Linked DNA regions of Homo sapiens: all the other regions are linked to region 2. The links are chromatin loops, found by intact Hi-C in ENCODE. Cell type or tissue: Caco-2. All regions are shown on one strand. Region 1 has its middle 160 kb from the start of LINC00460. Region 2 has its middle 230 kb from the start of LINC00460. Region 3 overlaps LOC107984626 (a long non-coding RNA gene).

Region 1 (8,000 bases), 70 kb after region 2:
TATGAAGCTTTTCATTTATGTCCTATCAACGATTCTTCACTCTTTTGCACAATGTGGTTGGAAGAAAGGTCAGAAGAAACGCAAAAGAAAGTAAACTGCAGAGTCAATTGTCTGTTGCCTCTGAGATCTATTAATCCTCAGGTGTTTTGTTTTGTTTTTTCACTTCATTTCTCTGTATGCTTCTATTTGTACCATAATCCACCAGCCAACAACTCTGTCCCTTTGAATGAAAAAGTTAACAAGGATGTCATAAAACTGGACAGTTGTCCTACAATCACATATGATCAAATCTAAGCTATCAAAATTATTGTACTAACACAACACAGCATTTTCCTCGAGGAATGGGCCGACCTCATATTTCACAGCATTAGAGATAATATATATTTAATTTAGGAAATTTATTTCTCCCACTTTATAGGGAGAAATTTATACATTATTCTTGGAAAATAAAAACACATATCCACTTATTTTGTGATGTGTTTTTTACTGTTCATTTGGTTAAATAAGAATGGTCAGGCGGATTCACCCTTTACAAATGTGTGAGATGATAGAGAGAGAGAGATAGACAGACAGATGGATAGATGATAGATTCTGTTTTCTCAGTACTGACAAAACCACCAGTTTTGGTAGATATTCAAAGCGTTGACATTACTTTCTGGACAAGAGATCGCTGGAAAGGAAACAGAGTCATAAGCATGTTTTAGGGTCTTCATCGTGAACCACTCTTTAACAGACTTTGATCTGTCAGAAATTACAATCTTGTTTATAGTGTCTCAGCTAAGGTGTTTAGGATTACAGGACTGGGCCTACAGAAATATAATTGGACATATATATATATATATATATATATATAGAGAGAGAGAGAGAGAGAGAGAGAGAGAGAGAGAGAGAATAGCCACCTTTATCATTTTCATTATAATTTACCCAAGAGATAAGTGTTTGAATGGTCCCAAATGAAGAAGACAGACTGATCATAAGTTCTGACCGGATTTCACTTTCTTAAGTAGATGTACCCCCAGTGTCAAAGAAAAGGGGCCCCTTAGATTTCATCCAGGACATTTTCCTACTTCCAGGGAAGTCAGTGAGGTGACAGTCCTGCTGACTGTTGAGGTCATCAGGCAAGGAAATTCCACTCCTCTGCCCAGCAATATATTCAGTGTCTAACAACTCCTACCACTATGATAAGAGAGGTTAGGAAAGAGCTGAGACTACCGTATCTGAAAGTATTACAATATAGATTGCTGCTGACAGCTAAAAATAACTTGCTCTGTCCTTTAAGGAAAGACTGAGCCATAAAACGTTTTCAAATTGCAAGACAAGTACCACAGACACATGAGATATATTTCTTAGACTTAAGACATCATACACATTAGGCAAGATAAAATGAGCACTCTCTATTTAACTTAGAGAATGAAATTATCACAAAATTTCCCTTGTTGAAAATAAGTACCCAGTTGGCAATTTGTCAACGCTTTTGTTCCTACTGAAATTGATTGTGAAAATAGGCTGAGGGATGTGGAAGGAAGGGCTAGAGGTGGTATTCAGTGATGAGTTCTGCCCCGCCTCATTTGTGAATAAATGAATGGAAGAGAAGGAAAGAGAAAGAGGGAAGGAGGGAGGGAAGAAGAAAAGGAAGAAGGAAGGAAGAAAGGAGGAAGGAAAGAAGGGGGGAGGGAGGGAGAGAGAGAAAAAAGGAGGGCGAATGGGAAGGAGAGAGAAAGGGAGGGAGGATGGGAGAGCAGGAGAGAGGGAAGGGCTTTGAAAAGTTTAATGGCAAGAACTGCAATTACTTTTGCACCAGCCTAATATTAAAAACAAAACCCAGAAACCTGATGCCCAAAGGATTGGTTCACTGGCACTGTATACCTTTCACTCCATTTTGCTGTGTTAAGATTCTCAGAACAGATAGTCAACAATAACAACAAATTATACTTCTTTCCGGACTCCTAACAGTAACAAGAGAAAAGTACTGATAGTTCTATCCAATTCCATGGCTACAGACATTAAGCAAACTGGTAAATGACCCTTGTATTATTGGATCAGATAATTAACATGACCAATACTTTTATAGACTTTACTTTCCCACTCTAGCAAAGAAAAGAATTAAAAATACTTCAGTCCCTTTGCCTTTTTTTCCCTCTGAATAACAATAATTCAATCCAACTTCTAGGGACTGAAAATTCACTTTCACCCTAAGTAACTGTTCAGCTACCTTTCACCAATGATTACTGTAATCTGCAACTCAAAAAAAAATTTTAAACCAAACTTCTTCCATATTTGTGTTTACGTATTCGGCTTAAGTTACACTCTTTTGCATTTATAAATATGCAGTGTTTTCATGTTATTGAGTTATTTGATGTTTCAATAATTGTATTATAAAAATATAAACTTCACCAGGTCAGGATTCCCTCATTTTACAGATTTCTACTGTGCTATGCATTTTATAGAGGTTGAATAAGCAACTGCAATTTGTTAATTGATTGATCATTCAGTGATTCCAAAAACAATAATAAAATACATCAAAGAGATGGAAAAGAACAGACAGGAAGCCAAGAAAGCGATGAGGTAATTTGCTTGAACAAGATGAGGCCTCTAAGAATAACATGCAGAGGGGCTGGCATCCCCATAGACAAGTGCGCTCTCACTCTCCCTCCCTCACTCCCTCCAACCTTGATGTCCACATGCAATGAAAACTTGTGTCACTCATTTAGATTGTATATCTAATACCAGGTATCTAGATATTTGGCATTAAGTGGAAATAAAAAAAAAAAACTGAGTGACACTTTTAAAAATATTTAGGTCTTAGCATTTCAGCTAGAAGGAACAAACAAAACATAACTTATTGGTGGGCTATTGTGATAAAATAGTGGGTAACTAAGTTATTTTGGAATCCATATTTTAAAATCCATATTTTGAATAGAGAATGTGGAAGAGAAAGAAGTGAGGTGAGATTCAAGGACGTGCAAGAGAAATGGTGTAGGTTAGTTATTTTATAGGTTGTCACATATTAAGATGACAAAGCGTTCACACTGAGAGTATAAAGTACTTCTTTTTTAAACAATGGTATATTTTAAAAAGAGAAAAGACAGTTTTAGAAGCACACATATCCTCACAATTTTCTAATAAATAGCAGCCCACAGCAGCTGGCATGACACTACACCAGCTTTTCTGTGTCTCAACTCACATAGTAAACTGAGCATTTGAGTTTGCCTCAAAAAACTCTTGCCTGCTAAAAATGGAGAGTTTGACAGGATTTCAGAAATGTTCCATGAATCCTAATTTATGAGCAACAGTTGGTAAGTGAGCATGCCAATTAAATCAAATAGTGAGTGTTAATTCATTGACATGGTATTTCCACATGGAAAGGAAAAATGGTTTGCAAAGGAATGATGGGAAAGTATTTACGGATTGAATATTGCATCATTTATAAGCTTGCATTTCTTGATTATTCACCAGTAATTGTTTACTGAAAACGTTCCTGGCATAGTAATTTACACTTCAGTTAGAGTCCACTCATCATGTGCTTCGACATTTATTTCATTTAGAATAACAATCAATAAAACAGGGTCATTCCCCAAGGAAAACTTTTCATGCAAGAAGCATGCAAAATTGTCAAATAAATGAAAATAGCCATCATGAATTGTTGAGCTCCACAGTGTCATTTCAAATTAATCTCTATAAGCCATTTTAAACCTTTCAACAATAGCTGTAATACTCAGCTTTCTTCTTTTCTACTCACAGTAGAAACTGAAAACTTTGGCATGGTAGGAACGTGAATACCAGGGTAGAAAACAAAAGTGAGCTACAGAGGGAGACAGCATGTATCGTAGTTCCCCATTGTTCATGTGAGAAACAGAGTGAGAATGCTACCTAATGCCCAGGCCCACAATTCTACCCGATAGGAAGGCCCTGCCCAACAGATAAGAAGAGGGTGCAATTGTACAGTGCTCAGCATAATCCTTCACAATTTGCTTTGTTTGTACAGAGCACTGTCTGTCTCAAGCACTGTCTAAGCAACAGCACTCTCAATATCTACTAAAACCTGATTCTCTTTTTCTTTTACCCTAATTAGCACAGAAAGCTAGAATAATTTTTAATAGAAAACTTACAGTGGAAAACCTTCTTTAGAGTGATTTATAGGTAAAGTTATTAATAGAGTGAGAGCTCTACTTAAAGAAAGAATGGGGGGAGGAGCCAAGATGGCCGAATAGGAACAGCTCCGGTCTACAGCTCCCAGCGTGAGCGACGCAGAAGACGGGTGATTTCTGCATTTCCATCTGAGGTACCGGGTTCATCTCACTAGGGAGTGCCAGACAGTGGGCGCAGGTCAGTGGGTGTGCGCCCTGTGCGCGAGCCGAAGCAGGGCGAGGCATTGCCTCACCCGGGAAGCGCAAGGGGTCAGGGAGCTCCTTTTCGGAGTCAAAGAAAGGGGTGACGGACTCACCTGGAAAATCGGGTCACTCCCACCCGAATATTGCGCTTTTCGGACCGGCTTAAAAAATGGCGCATCACGAGATTATATCCCGCACCTGGCTCGGAGGGTCCTACGCCCATGGAGTCTCGCTGATTGCTAGCACAGCAGTCTGAGATCAAACTGCAAGGCGGCAACGAGGCTGGGGGAGGGGCGCCCGCCATTGCCCAGGCTTGCTTAGGTAAACAAAGCGCCAGGAAGCTCGAACTGGGTGGAGCCCACCACAGCTCAAGGAGGCCTGCCTGCCTCTGTAGGCTCCACCTCTGGGGGCAGGGCACAGACAAACAAAAAGACAGCAGTAACCTCTGCAGACTTAAATGTCCCTGTCTGACAGCTTTGAAGAGAGCAGTGGTTCTCCCAGCACGCAGCTGGAGATCTGAGAACGGGCAGACTGCCTCCTCAAGTGGGTCCCTGACCCCTGACCCCTGAGCAGCCTAACTGGGAGGCACCCCCCAGTAGGGGCACACTGACACCTCACATGGCAGGGTATTCCAACAGACCTGCAGCTGAGGGTCCTGTCTGTTAGAAGGAAAACTAACAAACAGAAAGGACATCCACACCAAAAACCCATCTGTACATCACCATCATCAAAGACCAAAAGTAGATAAAACCACAAGGATGGGGAAAAAACAGAACAGAAAAACTGGAAACTCTAAAACGCAGAGCGCCTCTCCTCCTCCAAAGGAACGCAGTTCCTCACCAGCAACGGAACAAAGCTGGATGGAGAATGACTGATGAGCTGAGAGAAGAAGGCTTCAGACGATCAAATTACTCTGAGCTACGGGAGGACATTCAAACCAAAGGCAAAGAAGTTGAAAACTTTGAAAAAAATTTAGAAGAATGTATAACTAGAATAACCAATACAGAGAAGTGCTTAAAGGAGCTGATGGAGCTGAAAACCAAGGCTCAAGAACTACGTGAAGAATGTAGAAGCCTCAGGAGCCGATGCGATCAACTGGAAGAAAGGGTATCAGCAATGGAAGATGAAATGAATGAAATGAAGCGAGAAGGGAAGTTTAGAGAAAAAAGAATAAAAAGAAATGAGCAAAGCCTCCAAGAAATATGGGACTATGTGAAAAGACCAAATCTACGTCTGATTGGTGTACCTGAAAGTGATGGGGAGAATGGAACCAAGTTGGAAAACACTCTGCAGGATATTATCCAGGAGAACTTCCCCAATCTAGCAAGGCAGGCCAACGTTCAGATTCAGGAAATACAGAGAACACCACAAAGATACTCCTCGAGAAGAGCAACTCCAAGACACATAATTGTCAGATTCACCAAAGTTGAAATGAAGGAAAAAATGTTAAGGGCAGCCAGAGATAAAGGTCGGGTTACCCTCAAAGGGAAGCCCATCAGACTAACAGCGGATCTCTCGGCAGAAACCCTACAAGCCAGAAGAGAGTGGGGGCCTATATTCAACATTCTTAAAGAAAAGAATTTTCAACCCAGAATTTCATATCCAGCCAAACTAAGCTTCATAAGTGAAGGAGAAATAAAATCCTTTACAGACAAGCAAATGCTGAGAGATTTTGTCACCACCAGGCCTGCCCTAAAAGAGCTCCTGAAGGAAGCACTAAACAAGGAAAGGAACAACCGGTACCAGCTGCTGCAAAATCATGCCAAAATGTAAAGACCATCGAGACTAGGAAGAAACTGCATCAACTAACGAGCAAAATCACCAGCTAACATCATAATGACAGGATCAAATTCACACATAACAATATTAACTTTAAATGTAAATGGACTAAATGCTCCAATTAAAAGACACAGACTGGCAAATTGGATAAAGAGTCAAGACCCATCAGTGTGCTGTATTCAGGAAACCCATCTCACGTGCAGAGACACACATAGGCTCAAAATAAAAGGATGGAGGAAGATCTACCAAGCAAATGGAGAACAAAAAAAGGCAGGGGTTGCAACCCTAGTCTCTGATAAAACAGACTTTAAACCAACAAAGATCAAAAGAGACAAAGAAGGCCATTACATAACGGTAAAGGGATCAATTCAACAAGAAGAGCTAACTATCCTAAATATATATGCACCCAATACAGGAGCACCAAGATTCATAAAGCAAGTCCTGAGTGACCTACAAAGAGACTTAGACGCCCACACATTAATAATGGGAGATTTTAACACCCCACTGTCAACATTACACAGATCAACGAGACAGAAAGTCAACAAGGATACCCAGGAATTGAACTCAGGTCTGCACCAAGCGGACCTAATAGACATCTACAGAACTCTCCACCCCAAATCAACAGAATATACATTTTTTTCAGCACCACACCATACCTATTCCAAAATTGACCAAATACTTGGAAGTAAAGCTCTCCTCAGCAAATGTAAGAGAACAGAGATTATAACAAACTATCTCTCAGACCACAGTGCAATCAAACTAGAACTCAGGATTAAGAATCTCACTCAAAACTGCTCAACTACATGGAAACTGAACAACCTGCTCCTGAATGACTACTGGGTACATAACGAAATGAAGGCAGAAATAAAGATGTTCTTTGAAACCAAGGAGAACAAAGACACAACATACCAGAATCTCTGGGACACATTCAAAGCAGTGTGTAGAGGGAAATTTATAGCACTAAATGCCCACAAGAGAAAGCAGGAAAGATCCAAAATTGACACCCTAACATCACAATTAAAAGAACTAGAAAAGCAAGAGCAAACACATTCAAAAGCTAGCAGAAGGCAAGAAATAACTAAAATCAGAGCAGAACTGAAGGAAATAGAGACACAAAAAACCCTTCAAAAAATTAATGAATCCAGGAGCTGGTTTTTTGAAAGGATCAACAAAATTGATAGACCGCTAGCAAGACTAATAAAAAAAGAGAGAAGAATCAAATAGACACAATAAAAAATGATAAAGGGGATATCACCACCGATCCCACAGAAATACAAACTACCATCAGAGAATACTACAAACACCTCTACGCAAATAAACTAGAAAATCTAGAAGAAATGGATAAATTCCTCGACACATACACTCTCCCAAGACTAAACCAGGAAGAAGTTGAATCTCTGAATAGACCAATAACAGGCTCTGAAATTGTGGCAATAATCAATAGTTTACCAACCAAAAAGAGTCCAGGACCAGATGGATTCACAGCCGAATTCTACCAGAGGTACAAGGAGGAACTGGTACCATTCCTTCTGAAACTATTCCAATCAATAGAAAAAGAGGGAATCCTCCCTAACTCATTTTATGAGGCCAGCATCATGCTGATACCAAAGCCGGGCAGAGACACAACCAAAAAAGAGAATTTTAGCCCAATATCCTTGATGAACATTGATGCAAAAATCCTTAATAAAATACTGGCAAAACGAATCCAGCAGCACATCAAAAAGCTTATCCACCATGATCAAGTGGGCTTCATCCCTGGGATGCAAGGCTGGTTCAATATAGGCAAATCAATAAATGTAATCCAGCATATAAACAGAGCCAAAGACAAAAACCACATGATTATCTCAATAGATGCAGAAAAAGCCTTTGACAAAATTCATCAACCCTTCA
Region 2 (8,000 bases):
GGGCAATAATATCAAAAATAAAAGTGTTTATAACTTCAAACATAGCAACTGCATTATCAGTTCTGACACAATTCCTTTCATCTGTGGCTCTGAAAGCATTTTACAGCAGTTCACAAGTTATCATCAAGAAATCATACACTCAGGACAAAGTATTTGACGAATGTATTAGAGCAGCGAATAAACAGCCCTAAGCCTTTGCTCAGGAGTTTCACCTCTGCTCCCTCAAATGACCTTTTGTCTCAACAATTCCACGAGAAACAAATTGATCTACCCTTAGCTTGCCCTCATGTTTCCTAGATATGAGTCAACTAGCAAAATCTCTAAGTGCTACCATGAATAATATTGCAAGAAAACATGATCACCCTGTGACTCAAGACACTGCGGGTCTTTCTGCTATCAATACAGGGAAGCCCATCTAAAGCTATTAAATAGTTCATTATTACTATTGAGGTTTACTCAGAACATAAGAAAATACCAGAAATAGGGAACAAACTCCATGTCTAAAAACATCCAGCTACGGGCAATATAGAATGATGGGGAACACACAGGTTTTAGAGACACATTTTGATTGTAACACCAATTTTGGCACTTTCAATCTGTAGAGTTCTAGATTCTTTCATCTTTCTGAAACACAGCCTCCTAATCTGTAAAATAAGAATGATTATACCCACCATTCATGACTGTTCTAATGTTCAAATAACGTTTGTAAAGGCTCTCTTCTAATACCCAACATACTGCAAGATCTCAATAATAATGAGAGATATTATTTCTATTATTATTATTATTTATTTCTATTATTTCTATTATTATTATTATATATTTCTATTATTTATTTCTATTATTATTATTATTATTTGAGATGGAGTCTCTGTCTCCCAGACTGGAGTGCAGTGGCACAATCTTGGCTCACTGCAACCTCTGCCTCCCAGGTTCAAGCGATTCTCCTGCCTCAGTCTCTCAAGTAGCTGGGATTACAGCCGTCCACCACCATGCCCAGCTAATTTTTGTATTTTTAGTAGAGACAGGGTTTCGCCATGTTGGTCAGGCTGGTCTTGAGCTCCTGACTTTAGGTGATCCACCCACCTCGGCCTCCCAAAGTGCTGGGATTACAGGCGTGAGCTACCGCACCCGGCCTATTATTGTTATTATTTTCTTTCTTAGTCCATTCCTGCTGCTATAGCAAATTACTTTAGGCTAGGTAATGTATAAATAATAAAAATTTATTTCTAACAGTCCTGGAGCCTAGGAAGTCCAGGATCAAGGCTCCAGAGATTTCATTTCTGTTCAGGGCTGGCTCTCTGCTCTGGATGTGATGCCTGGTTGTTGCATCATTCAATCGAAATGAACACTGTGTCCTCACTTGGTGGAAAGACCTAAAAGGGAAAAACTCACTCCTTCAAACTCCTTCATAAGGCTTTTATAATCCCATTCATCAGGGTAGGGCTTTCATTGCCTAATCACCTTTCAAGGGTCCCACCTCTCAGTATCATCACCTTAGGGGTTAAGTTCCAAGTTATGAATTTTGGAGGGACACATGCATTTAAACCACAACATTTTCTAAAAAGCTAAATTAGAAAATTGGGGCTGGTATTTGATTCCTGACACAACTTCTGTTCTCCTAAAACAGTGGACTTACACCTTATAGATCCTAACAGGTTCCTATTAAAGTCACTGGAATATTGGCTGGGCGTGGTGGCTCACACCTCTAATCCCAGCACTTTGGGAGGCCGACACGGGTGAGTTTCTTGAGGCCAGGAGTTCGAGACTGGCCTGGCCAACAAGGCGAAACCTCATTTCTACTAAAAATACAAAAATCAGTCTGATATGGTGGCATGGATCTATAATTCCAGCTGCTTGGGAGGCTGAGGCATGAGAATCACTTGAACTCGGGAGGTAGAGGTTTCAGTGAGCTGAGACGGCACCATTGCACTCCAGCCTGGGCGACAGAGTGAGACTCTGTCTATAAACAAAATAATACAATAAAATAAAACAAAACACCAGTGACCTAAATCTACACCAAACCCACAATTAAAATAAATAAATAAGTAAAGTCATTGGAATATTGAACCAACTTTATATGGAGTTGTGCCAGAGAATGCTCTTTCCTCTGAAGGAGGCCAACATGAATCTCCTCAAGTGCAGGGCTTTATTTTACATATAGAACCAACCATCTCACACGCCTCTCAACACCGGTTCCCCAACATGCCAATTTAAACTTTCATTTTCAAAGACACTAAATCAATAGATGCCCACTGAGCTTGTGACTGAACTAACTCCTAATAGAAGAAAACTTAAAAGGGTTGACAGGTGTCAATAGGTGCTGATTGACTTTTAAGAGATATATTAAAAAATGAGGGTGCCAATTTATTTTCTCTGCCAGTGACAAATAAGTTTCAATTCCCTTACAATACAGTTGCATCCCTTTCATACACCTTTTTGATTATTCAGGGTTTCTGTACCTCTCTCTTCTTCTGCTATTCTTTTTCTCTAGAACATCATAACTTCCCCAATGGATAAGAGTTATGTCTTTATCTTCTGCACTGAAGCCCACTTCTTGGAACTAAACAACATACCATGAGTTAACTTACTTATCTGGCAATATCTATTATGTTAAGTGTGAGAGCAAATCAAAATATTAAAAGTCTTCTTTATAAAGATAGTAAGTCACCTGGTGAAGGTTATATCTAAAACTATGCATAATAATGCGTGAATGTGACTCATATTAACATTTATAAATTTCTACCCTCTGAATGCCTATGTCTCCCCGAAATTTATAGGTTGGAATTCTAACCCTAAAGGTGATGGTATTAAGAAGTGATTAGGTCATGAGGGCAGAGTCCTCAGAAAGCTCCTTTGTCCCTTACACCAGGCCCCGAGGACTCCGCAAGAATGCACTTTCTACAAACCAGGAAGCAGGCCCTCGCCAGACACTAAATCTGCTGGCACCTTGATTTTGGAGTTCCCAGCCTCTAGAACTATAAAAAATAAATTTCTATTGTTTATAAGCCACCCAATTATAAAACAGCATCCAATTGGGATGCTGTTTTGTTACAGCATCCCAAACAGACTAAGATATAAATATACTATAAGCTCTTTCAGGGTGAGCGTATTATCTTTATTTGGGTTCGTGGAATTAAAAAAATACCTGGCACAGAGTAAGCGTTCAATCAACATTTGATTAAAAAAATAAATCAGCCATGTCTCCCACTATATGTTAAAGAATGACAGAGAATGAAATAACTTTTTTTCTGTCAAAGGGAAGATTTTTGAAGAATGTACAGCGGAAAAATCAGTGACAATATGAGCACAGAGCTGCTTGGCCTCTCTCTCATACTTGTCCAATTCCTCTGAAGATCCCCCAAGGGTCAGAGAGAAGTACTAAAGCTAGTTTGTATCTTGGGTGACTAAATTAATGGGCTATATGTACAGAGAACCAAAAAATAACATTTGAGATAGAAGTAGAAAATGTATAATAATTGCAGCTCTCTGCGATCATGGAAAACAATTGATTCAATCTTTGAAACGACTGATATTCATGACTTCTTTTCAAAGTAATTATTAAGGTCAGTTTCCTATAAATTATTTATGTAGTGAAATTCACAGGCACTGAAGTAATATGGAACTTAGAAACAATCCTATCATTTGCTACAGCTAAATTGCACCTTTTTAGTAAGTTCTTATATTTCCCCAATATTTAGAATTTGAACATCTTAGGGTGAATTATATATAATTAGGTGTGTCTATGTGCCTTCATTTTTAACCCATCACAGGCACATCCACTGATTGGCCTGTGATGTCTTAGACTGCATGTCACATCAAAAACCCTAGTTGAATTTGCCTCAACTGGAGAGAAAAGGAAAACCATTGTGTCCCATCAAGATGGTGCACCTTTTATCTTATGTCTTAGCCAATGACTCCCCTATTCTCAAATTAAGAGATCCTGACAAATTTGGGGTACAAACCTAAACATAGGTAAAATTTAAATTACAAATACTTCTACCTGGGGTCTTCAGTATTTTATAATTCCTTCTTAGAGCTAAGCATAATTTTAAGTGCTAATAATGAACAAAATTATCCTTATTGCTATTTTTATCCTTTTTTCTAATATCCAACTTCTAGCTGTGGGTTTTACATATCTGGCCAACAAAAAGTTTGAAGACTAATCACAAAAGCATGTATAAACACCAAGAGGTTTTAGCATGTGTATAGAATATGAATTTGGAAATGTTTACATATGCAAATATTTTGAGAGCTAGAATTTTATTCTTGGCATAGAAACTAAGGGTTTTTTTCTAAGCACATTGCTACAGAAAACCGATATCCTGGAGGGATTGTTTACTCGGAAGAGGCTTTGGGATAAGAGTTACACTAGCATTTAATGATGTTGATCTAATGTTATTTTATGGTTAAAGGAGCTGCAGAATTTTACCCTAAACTTTTACCTTTTATCTAACTGTCTTTTTTTTTCCACTTCTTTAATAGTAAAAAAAAAAAAAAAAAAAAAAAATTAAATTGTGGTATTATAACACAGAGTGCACTTCTTTCTCAGTTTCATTGATGCCAATGAAGGCAAAATGGAATGAAATGTCATACTGACTTGAGTCATTAAAAAAAACATGTAATTTTAGTGTTTAGTCAGTAAATGAATTCAATAATATTCACACACGAATCTTTGAAAGAGTCATTTGGATTGCTTTTTAATAAAATAGAGCTAAAGCCTCCAGCCCCAATGGCCACAGGTAAACCTCAAGGTTGCCATCAAAATGGGCTGCAGTCTCCAGCCATTGGGTTCTGTCATGAGATTTACCATCACTGTGTTTCCCTGTTTTGACTGATCACTAAATACCTGAGGTATTTTGTTTTATTCCCAGGCACTAATTTAATGCTACCTTTGAATGTTCAAAAAAAATTTGCTGGTTATGTATTTGATGTTTACCTACTCATATGTGAAAATAAATACTTGAGATTACATTTGTGAGCTACTGTTTGAACTGGGTTTTTCTGCAGGAAAACCTGCTCAACCGGTTTTACCAAATCCCTAGAAGAATGTTTTCTGATACAAAGAATGGATTGTTACACAGGACAAGATAGGTAATTATGAGATCATGAATAAGTTTGTCTTTCATTGTGAAAGTACATAAAATAGGAATAGAATGTGTGATTACTGATTACAGAAGTTCTTTTACTATGGAACTTATAAGAAAAAAAAAGGAAGTTACCTAAGAGGGCATTCAAAAAATGCTCAGCTTGTTGTAACCCAAGCTAATGAAAACAAGGAAATTTATAGTTAAGGCTGACTTCCAATACCTAGGCACCACAGGGTGTCTTTTAAACCACTTCCTTCATGTGGCCCTTTGAGTCCATGGATGGGAGGTCGGCTTAAACTGTGAATTTCTTTATTATTAGTTTCTAACACAACCTTAAAGTACTTTGAGTGTACTCTGAGACTTTCTGGTTAGTGCGTTTAACTTCCTCTCTTTAACAACATTGGTATCACCTTGATGGGCTAAGCTACCACAACTGAGATTCAATGATTGCCAAATGGAGATATTGCTCTAGTTTTAGTTCCAAGCCTGGTGGGTTTTCCTTCACTATGCAACACCACTGATCACCATGCATGGGGTTTTTCAGAAGTGACATCTTCATAAAATTTTTTTCCTGATATTAACTAACACACAATTTATTTCATAATGTTAACAAAACTTTTGGAAGGCTTTCAATATCCTTATTGTTTCAAAAACAAGTTCAAGAAAGATACCTTCTGTGTAAAATTACTGCTATGATTTACAAGAAAAGATCTTCTGCAGTCTTCTTTGTTAAGTTGAGAGGGTGAGATTCCATTGGTGACAGGGAGGAAACAACAAGGCTCCCCTTTCTCATTACTGTCCATTTGAAACCTCTCTCTACAGACTTTGATCCTTAGGTGGCTGCTCAAATAGGTCACATGGTGTTTCTGGTTAGATAAGGGAAGTCCTCCAGTCATTTTTAATAGTCCAGTTTCAGCAATTTTATTGTCCAACCAACGCAACTGTCAGAATCCTAAACTTAACTTGGAGTTCTTGTTTCCCTCCTTCTCCCTCCCACCCCTTGGGCCTGCTTTGTGGAGACCTACAGTGTATTGGAGCTGGGAAACCAATACCACCAAACTGTGGTCTTCATACATGCTGAACTGACAAAGAAGCCTCAAGGTCTCTCTGACCTTCCTCCATCCCCAACTATCTCTCCCAAAGCATAGGATGAAGTCATTCTCTGAAGCTCCCTTATCTGACTAAAGTCCAGACCTACCAAAGAAGAAAAAATTACCTCTGGTCCTCTCCATAAGTTTTCATTAACTGAACTAATTTCACAGGAAAGAGGACTAAAGTCTCTCAAACTTGAACAGACTTGTGTCACAAACCATTGTTCACTCTGTGGGCCCAACAGACTTTGATTCAGACCATCATAGGTTCTTCAAACTCATTGAATTCTCCCTAGGAATTATGTATTGCCCCTCAACAGAATTCCTCTTCTCCCCTCTCCTATAACCTGTTTTGCCAAGATCCAAGCCCCCATTCATTCTGTAACTTCAAGATGGTTTATAAGCTTCTGCACCCCAATGGGAGGTGGCTTCTTCATTCTGAATGCCCCTGTCACCCAAAACTATGATCAAATAAATTTCTGTGGCTCTTCTCCCATTAATCTGTCCTTGATGAGTTGATTTTCTAGCAAACCTCCTGAGGGTGAAAGGGGAACTTTCCATTTGCCTCTTATAAGTGGAAGCTTCTTCCTTTCAAAAACTTCTCCTTTTCTCACTTTACCCTGTCCCCACTAGGCGGCCTTCTGGCTCTTCCTGGATTGGAGTGGGCTTGGGGAAGAAGGAGAGGGGAGTGGACAGAAAACCTCTATGTTCTCTGGACTTTGCTCTCTGAACTTTGGGGCTCTTCCAGGATAACTCTTTTTGTCTTCGGATGCATTTGTGAGTTCTCTGGAGACACCACCTCAATGCATGTGTCCCATTATGTTCCTTTAATGAGGTCAACATTCTTTCTCTGGCTGCCACTTAACATACCACTCAGGTTCTGTATCAGTGACACCCCTCCAAGCTCTTTCTGCTCTTTCTGCTATCAGTAAGTGTGTGCTTCCAGATGGGGTCACTGTGACAATGACCTTCCAGCTGGTGCCTTCCCCAGGGCTCACCTCTGTTATTCTAGCTCCCCATGTAGCTATGGCCTTCAATGGGACAGGCTGCATGATTTGTAAGGCCCACTGCAAAATAAAAATGCAGGGCCTCTTGTTCAAACACTATTAAGAATTTCTAGGTGGTGACAAGAGACCATTAAACCAGGTGTGGCCCTTCTGGGTGTGGAGCAGTGTGTGACTGCACAGTCTCAGGCCTAGCTCTTCATGCTGTGACTGGTAGGGCTTCAACACCACTCCACAATGTCTCCTAAGACCTAAGTAGCTCCTTTGGAGCCCTGTTCAGTAAGCAGAGAGCCAGGAGAAACCCCCATGCCCTCTCTTTGGATTGAGGAGGCAAATGGTAAGTACTAACTTTCCTTAAGAAGAATGTGTTGAGCATACCAGCATCACTCTTTGCTACTGTAGGAGAGAAACAGTATTTTTCTCACCCATCTCAAGGTTCATGACTGAGGCCTTTACAATAAAATACAGATTAATAAGGGAAAAGCATAACACATTGATTTAATATAAATTTTACATGTGTGGCAGCCTTCAGAAATGAAGACTCCAAAGAAACAGGGCAACCTGTGTTTGTTTCTGCTTAGGTTGGAGGAAGAGGACAGAGTCGTGCAGAAGTAGGATTAGACAGAGGGGGATATGAGCTACCTGTAATAAACTGGGGGAGCTTAGCAAGGCCTGTTTGTTTAGAATCTTTGTATTAGTCCATTCTAGCACTGCTATTAAAAAACAAATAAACAAAAAACCCTGAGACTGGGTAAATGTGTAAAGAAAAGAGGTTTAATTGGCTCATGGTTCTGCAGGCCGTACAGGAAGCATACTGG
Region 3 (8,000 bases), 99 kb after region 2:
CGACAGAACCTGAGTTTGTTAATCACAATCCTGACAAAATTATTCTTTAAGCCAGCTCTGAAAAGATATTTCTTGCTTGGACAATACATTGTTTTTTACTTTAGTAGATGTGAGCTTCTTGAATAGCCCTTTATACACATTGAGAAAAATTTCTTTGCTCGCAGCCAAAGGGTATCACCTCTAAAAAGATATGAAACCAAAACTGCAAATCAAATAATAATTAAATATTAAACTGCTGTGTAGCATTCAAAAGTTACTAAGCACTTTCACTTATTTACCTCATTTAGTCTTATTTAATTCTGATCTTAATGTGTTTGGGTTGGCCATTGTGTTACTGTGCAGTGTCTTTGAAATGAATGTTTGACAATGCAAAAAACTTACCCTATTACCTTCTGAAATTGTCTTGAAAGTAAAAACTCCAATGAGCTTTCAGGAATTTGCACATCCAGGACTGCCATTTGAAAAGCTGCCTGTCTGAGGCACTGTTCTTTCCTGGTGCGTTTCCCCAGAACACGCGATGCTTCCCTGGGGCTGTATATCATCGCTGATGAAGACGGAAGGGTCCTGCCTCTAATGTAAAAGGCATCAGCGTGCCTCAGGGCCTTCTGACAGGACACCAGGAGGCTCTCAGTCTCTTGATCCCCTGCCAGGTGATGAGGGCTGAGGTCTCGTCTATGGACACGTTAGTACAGGGAAATGGACCAGCAGAAGAGACTCTCACCATTATTTCTTCCAAGTGAAAGTGGGAGAAACTGACTATCAGGCTGTACAGTACTGACTCAATAAAGATGTTTACTGTAAAGAAGTGTGGAAAAAAACAAACATAATTCTGTATTACACTCTTCTTAGATTTTGACTTTAAGATAATCCAAATGCATAATCATTTCTGCTCTGATGTTTTATCTCTAGTTTATTTTGCGTCTATAAGATATCTTTTTAAACTATGCCTTAAAAATGTTTTTGGTGAAAACTGAAGATGTATGTGTGTGTGTGTGTGTGTGTGTGTATTTCAAAATTGCTTTTATTCTATATTAAATCTATAATTTTTACTCAAAAGGCAATGTTTTATTATCCAAGTAACTGATAACTCTAAAATTTTGTCTTAATTTCTGCATGATAAACCAAGGCCCTTAAGGGTAGAAAGTGGTCCATAGCCAGCATTCAGTATGGTAGTTCCACATATTGAGATACTCAAAAATTGCTTGTTGAACAGGATATCATATCGCAATAATGACTAAGTGCTTTCAAAAACAGTAGCTTAATTTCGGATTGCATTTATAAAAATCATTGATGAGGAAGATTACTTTGAGGAGTGGGAAACTTTTGAAACTGCTTTAGTAATATCTGAAAAACCTGGAGTTCTAAGGAGTAATGCTAGAATTTCGAATAAGTCTAAATTAAGAATCCACTTGTTGGGTCTCAGGTTCATCTATCAAACAGAAAAAGGAGGACTCCAAGTCAGAGGTCGAGGTTGCAGGGAGCCAAGATGGTGCCACTGAACTCCAGCCTGGGCGATAGAGCAAGACTCTGTCTAAAAAATATATATATATATATATATATATATATATATATATATATATATATATACATATATATATAAACTTTATATAAACTCCAAGCTGATCAGAAACCAAGCATTCAACTGAGTACATTAGGTTGTCAGTGTAGAAAGGGACTCCCGCAAACCCAGCAGCTTTACCCTAGAGGAGAAACTCAAGGCTCAGCAAAGTTAGACAATCAAACAATTGCCCAAGATGACAGAACTACTTGGGAGGAAGTCGGGGGGGAAAAAGGGGTTAATCATTCATGTGTCCTGAGGGACCTTATCATAGGCTCCGGGACTGATCATTGCTGCATTGGAAATCTGAACAATTCAATGTCCTCCTAAGTATCCTTAGGTCATTAAGTTAATTTGAAGTTTGATAGTATTTTCATATTTTCCAATAATTGTTTCTTCATAGCAACAATTCTTCATTATGCAACATGTTGCCCACATTCCGGCTATTGACCTTACCCACGTTACCTAAGCTCTCTTCTCTTTAGATACACCATGTGTGAAATGAACAAAACAATCCCTCCTTTGCTACAGCAGTCCCTTCGCTGCTCAGCAATATTCCACTTGTCCTATCTGGACACATGATAGGGTCGATTGAACTTCCCACTCCCCTGGAATTAGGCAGTGACTGTTTTACTAATGCATGGCATCCAATGTGAGCACATTGATATGTTTCACTTCAAGGCAGCAACGACTAACAGTCTGCACAATTTGCTGATTCTCTTTCCACTGCCACAATGATGGTCAACGTTCCAGGTGAAGGGGCCTCTGTCAGCCACATCCCTAGGAGGAAATGACATGGAGCAGAGCAGTGCTGAGTTGAATGGACATATAAAGTGAGCAAAAAAAAACAGAGAAAACAATCACTGCTGTTTTAAGTCACAAAGTACTGGAGGTTGGTTTATAATCACAGCATAACCTAGTCTGTCTGAAGTGATGCACTTTTGGTATTCTGACATTTAAAATAACATGTGCCAAAGGAAGAAACAACAGATGCTGGGGCCTCCCTGAGGGTTGAGGGTGGGAGGAATGAGAGGAACAGAAAATAATAACTATGGGCTATAGGCTTAGTACCTGGGTGATGAAATAATCTGTACAACACACCCCCATGACATGAGTTTACCTATGTAACAAACTGGCACATATGCCGCTGTACCTAAAATAACCTTATTTTCTAAAAACTAAAAATAATGTGTGCAGTGTGGCCTAGCCACCGCTTTGGCTCCCATAGACCCTCAACCCAATAGTATCAACTAGTTTGATGGCCAGTGAAAAAAACCTTTCATTTTTAAATAAGAAGTTATGAATTTTTTGAAACAAAGAGGATGTTTAAAATTTGAAAAATATGAAAACAAATGGAGACAACTCTCATAAGTAATAAGCCTGGCTAAGCAGAATCCTGTGTCTTACATTCAAATTGCTCCTAGAAGTGGCAAAACAAATTTTTTCACGTCTGAATTCCATCAGATGTGGTGGGTGAGTTAAGTAATCACACTAAATAGATCCTACAACAAGTAATAGCACTCATTGATCATAGCTGAATTGCACACAAGAAGGAAATGCAGTTTCTGTACCAATAACACATCCTCCCCACTACACATATGCACATCCTACATAAATACTAATAATTTATAAGTGTCTAGGTCTTTGTCCTGCCCAAGCATTTTAAAACCTGTTATTTCACTTGGTCAAAAATAATAGTGAAGTATCAAATACTATAGTAAAATGCTTTTAACCTATTGTGGAGCAACTGCCCTGCCTAAGAAGCTCCTGAAAACTAGGGATCCCCTCTCCAAAATATCACTTAAAACCCCAAATATACATTGTGTACATAGACGCTGGAAACTTGCTGATTCACTGTAGCCCTTAATAGATCCTCGGTCAAGAATAGTGGCATTAACATTTTAGGATATTTTCACTTTTCCTAAGGATCTAGAGCATAATGGGAGATTTCAGAGGTCACTGACCAATATTTATTAAACAAGTCATTGATCCAAAGCATGTGAATAGGCAAAGAAAATTTTCATGGAACTGTCAAACACATATTCCTTCTTATGTATTGTGTGTGGGAGAAGCTCTGAAAACCCTGCTCTTTTATCCATAGCTCCTGAAAGGAATGAGAAGTTCTTTCCATTCCCCAGTATCTGAAAATTCCATGCAAACAATAACTTTAGAATCGTCACAGGCAAAAGAATTGTAACGATTAAGGAAGGAGGCAGAGACAAAAAGTAGTGCGAAGTGGTGCTGAGGGGAGTGGAGACAGTGTCTGAAAATTGGAGTCTCCACAGAACTGCTGCATCATTCAGTGTCAGAAGATGCCTAGAATTGTTGTCATATTTTGAGATTTTTTTGTCTTTTCTCAGCCTAAAACTAAGTATTAACCGGCTTTGAACTGGCACTGCAAGGACCAGTGCTCCAGTGATTAAGGACCAGAATGAATTACCCATCTTTAGTCTTTGATCTAAAACAACTGACCTGGCAAAGATACTGCCTAATTGTCTGGGACCGCCAATGGGGAGGGAAAGAGGAACTGCAAGTCCGTTCAGCAAATGAGATTGTCTTCATTGTCCATTTTGTAAGCCTGTAGACGTAGACTACAAGAATGAAGATATCTTCCTCATTATTGAATTTTATACCCTGGATTTCTCAGGAATCTATATTGACCTGAATTCACTCTCAAACCAGAAACAGATAGTAGAATTAACTCTAAGACAGAAGCTTAAATTTCCAGTAATACAGATAAGAGACTAAACATTTTTGTAGAAAGTGCCCAAGTGTATCTCTGTATTATATCTCCATGTTGTAAATGAGCTGTGGCTCTGAGTCAGACCGGTTCTGCGTGCTATCAGCCTCTATGGTACACATACAACACACCATCAGAAGATAAAGGTTCATTGATCTTTTGCAGTACACTAGTTTGAAACCGCAAGTGTTTTGATGAAGATAGTAAAAATCCACATGGAGAAGACTTAGCCCAGCACTCACATGTTTGTGATACTTTCAGTAGAGAAGACATTGCTCTTTCTTCTATTTACCCATATGACTTTGCTTACAGCCATTGCTTATCAGTGTGTGTGTGTTTACAGTATGTTACACCATTTTCACATTTACACACACATACGTACACGTACACAAATGAGGCATCAGGATCCAACTCTTGAGAAATAAAAAAATTCTGTATATATTGTAAATACATTATATACTGTATTTTCCTACTTTTAAAATTTATAGTGCATCTTGGAGAGCTTTCATAACATATAAACTACACTGTCTTTTTAGACAAAAGATAGCAAATACTGGTGAGAATGTGAAGGAAAAAGAACTCTCATACACTGTTGGTGGGAATGCAAACTAGTACAGCCGCAATGGACAACAGTATGGAGGCGCCTCAAAAAACTGTAAATAGCACCACGGTATGATCCAGCCATACCGCTGCTGGGCAATTATCCAAAGGAAACGAAATCAGCATATCAAAGAGATCTCTGCACCCCCCATGTGTATTGCAGCACTATTCACAATAGCCAACATATGGAACCAACCTAGATGTCTAACAACAGAGGAATGGATAAAGAAATGTGGATGTGTACACAATGGAATGCTATTCACTCATAAAAAAGAATGAAATCTTGTCATTTGCAACAACATGGATGGAACTGGAGGACACTAAGTTCAATAGGTCAGAAAGTTAAACACGGCATGTTCTCATTTGTAAGAGGAACCAAAGAAAGTTGATCTCATAGAAGTAAAAAGCAGAACAGAGGATACTAGAGGCTGGGAAGGGTGGAGGAAAAGAGGGATAGAGAGAGATTTGTTAAAGGAGACAAAATTACAGCCAGATAGGAGGAATAATTGGAGTCATAAATGCTAGTGTCACCTGGCACTGTAGGATGAATATAGCTCATGATAATATTTTGTTTCAAACAGCTAGCTAGTTTGGAGCTAGCTAGGAGGATAGCTAATGTTCCCAACACAAAGAAACAATAAATATTTATGGTGATGGAGATGCTAATTACCCTGATCTGATCACTATACGTTATACGTATCAAAACACCACTAGGTACCTCATAAATGTGTACAATTATTGTATGTCAATTTTAGAAATAAAGTAAAAAAGAAGAAAATAAGCTGTCTTTAAAAATCAATCATATAAAGCATAAGCATTGTAATGTTTAAATCAAACAGTATAAAAGGGAAAACAATGAAAACTGTGTCCCTCTAATCCCAAATCTCTAGTCTCTCAGTCTCTTTGCCCAGAGGCGGACATTATGAAAGTTGTTCAATAGAAAAAAATAGAAATAAATATAATAGAAAAAGAAATGAAGAGAGAAGACTAAAGATGGCTGCAGATTATTTGCTAACCCTCCATGCACAAGTGGAGTATATTTCCTCATCTCTTGAATCTGGGCTGGCCCTGAAACTGCTTTAACCAACAGAATATGGCAGAAGCACAACAGTCCCTTTCTGGGCTGAGGACTTTAGGGGGACAAGCTGCTTCCTCTTCTTGGAAATCAGATGCCATGTAAGACAGACTGACGTGCTGTGGAAATAATACCCATCATGCTACACACCAAGTAAGTGTTTAGGAATGGCTGGATTATCCACACCCTTGTCAATAAAGTGTTTTATGCACTCTAATTTGGTTAATATATTTTTAACTCTGACTAGCTTAAAAGGATCTTTTTGCTGCTTTGACAGTTTTGTATATGAGTGTGTGTGTTTTTCTCTCTGACTGTAAACTTGTTTTACCTTTCATATGGTTAATCCTTTTATTGAATTATAATGCTTTTACACAATAAAAAAAAATAATTCATTTTATGCTATGAATATTTATATAATCAAACTTCTCTAACTTTCTTTTATGGTCGTAGTTAACATGACTTTTCCACTATAATATTAGCTCTTTTATACATTTTGCTTTAGCTATTTTATAATTTCATTTCTTGCATTCAGTATTTAAGAGAGTTCTAATTTGTGTTGCTGTACAAGTAATGTTGATATCTAGTTTTATCCTTTTCCAGGTTGCTATCTTCCCCTAATTATTTAAATGCAAATTTCATATACTAACTTCTCATGTCTATTTGGATTTTTTCTTCTTTTTTTTATTCATTCACAAATTCACTGCTGTTATTTATTTTTAATTTGTTAATTTTCAAATATGAAATAACAAACGTATTTAACACCTGGAGATGTCACTAATACATTTGAATTTAAAATTTCAAAAAAAGTTTCTAGCAGGGTTCATACAAATTCCAAATGGACATTAACTCATCATATTATAAAATTAGCTTCAAAACTATAGAGAACTTTTTAAAAACAAGTTCACATTTCTTGAAGCGCAAAAAAAGAAATGGTTATTGTCACTTAATGCTTGTTAACACAGAAACACAATGGTATGTTTTGCCATTTTTTGTAGAAAATCATGTGAATTAGCAAAATTAATTATAAATCCTCCATATATGGGTCAAGCAAAATGAAAGTTTAATTTATTTGAATAGGCATGGGTCAATTTGCTCTGGAAAGATAAAATTAGCCAGTGAAATAAAACATTCCTTAAAATCACTGGGAAAGCCCTAATCACAGTTGCATTACAGTTCCAGTTTCTTCTGCATTATATCATCATTCATTTTAAGATGGATGTTCCTCTTTTCTTCCATGAATAGCGAGTTTAGTTAGTAAAGATAGGAAAGTAGCTTATGTATCTTTGAATCTCCTCTGTGCCAATCACAGAGCACTGAATATAATGTATGTATGTGTATGTGTGCTACATAAATGCCAGATCAATTATATGAATGCATGAATTCAATATACATATCTATATATCTATATATCTAGATATATATATATATCTATATATCTAGATATATATATATATCTAGATATATAGATATGGAGACAGGATCTCAATATTGAGACAAGGTCTCGTTCTGTCGTGCAGGCTGGAGTTCAGTGGCACAATCTCATCTCACTGCAACCTCTGCTGCCTGGGTTCAGGCTATTCTCGTGCCTCAGCCTCTGAGTAGCTGGGATTACAGGTGTGCACCACCACACCTGGCTAATTTTTGCATTTTTAGTAGAGATGGGGTTTCACCATGTTGTCCAGGCTGGTCTAAAACTCCTGATCTCAGGTGATCCGCTCGCCTTGGCCTCCTGAAGTATTGGGATTACAGGCATGAGCCATTGCACACTGCCCAATGTCATGTATTTTTATGTAAAACTTCATTAATCTTCCAAAGTCAAAGACAAAGGATGTTCTAAAAAAGTAAACTTTTAATATGAATGTTCCAAAATATTTTGAAATGTAATAGTGATTTGGGAATTCATTAATCAGTCATGTAACTAATATATTAAACATGTCTTTGAATTAATTGATTCATTAAAGATGTGTTCATAAACTATTTACACCCATGCCCTCTACTAGACTATGGAAAACACAAGGTAAGAGGTC

The links. A loop is a pair of places that touch in the nucleus more often than their neighbours do. Peaks named below come from ENCODE experiments on the same cell type or tissue, not always from the same donor. Only the 100,000 strongest peaks of a DNase experiment are listed, where the experiment ranks them.
Region 1: a loop joins it to region 2, with 2.4 times the contacts of the local background. A loop is called at or near these places in 4 of 110 quality-filtered maps.
Region 3: it touches region 2 in a loop (6-fold over the local background); 2 of 110 quality-filtered maps call a loop at or near these places.

The regions. Positions count from the first base shown.
Region 1 is chr13:106,209,357-106,217,356 of GRCh38, forward strand. No RefSeq gene overlaps it. Among named protein-coding and RNA genes, the nearest start is that of LINC00460, 160 kb to the right of the region's middle. In Caco-2, no CTCF peak of the experiment used is centred here; no DNase peak of the experiment used is centred here; H3K4me3 peaks cover 1,264 bases.
Region 2 is chr13:106,139,342-106,147,341 of GRCh38, forward strand. No RefSeq gene overlaps it. Among named protein-coding and RNA genes, the nearest start is that of LINC00460, 230 kb to the right of the region's middle. In Caco-2, no CTCF peak of the experiment used is centred here; DNase peaks (open chromatin) are centred at 208, 5,000 and 7,260.
Region 3 is chr13:106,238,334-106,246,333 of GRCh38, forward strand. All of the region lies in intron 3 of LOC107984626 (a long non-coding RNA gene), which reads right to left. Among named protein-coding and RNA genes, the nearest start is that of LINC00460, 130 kb to the right of the region's middle. In Caco-2, no CTCF peak of the experiment used is centred here; DNase peaks (open chromatin) are centred at 4,038 and 4,388.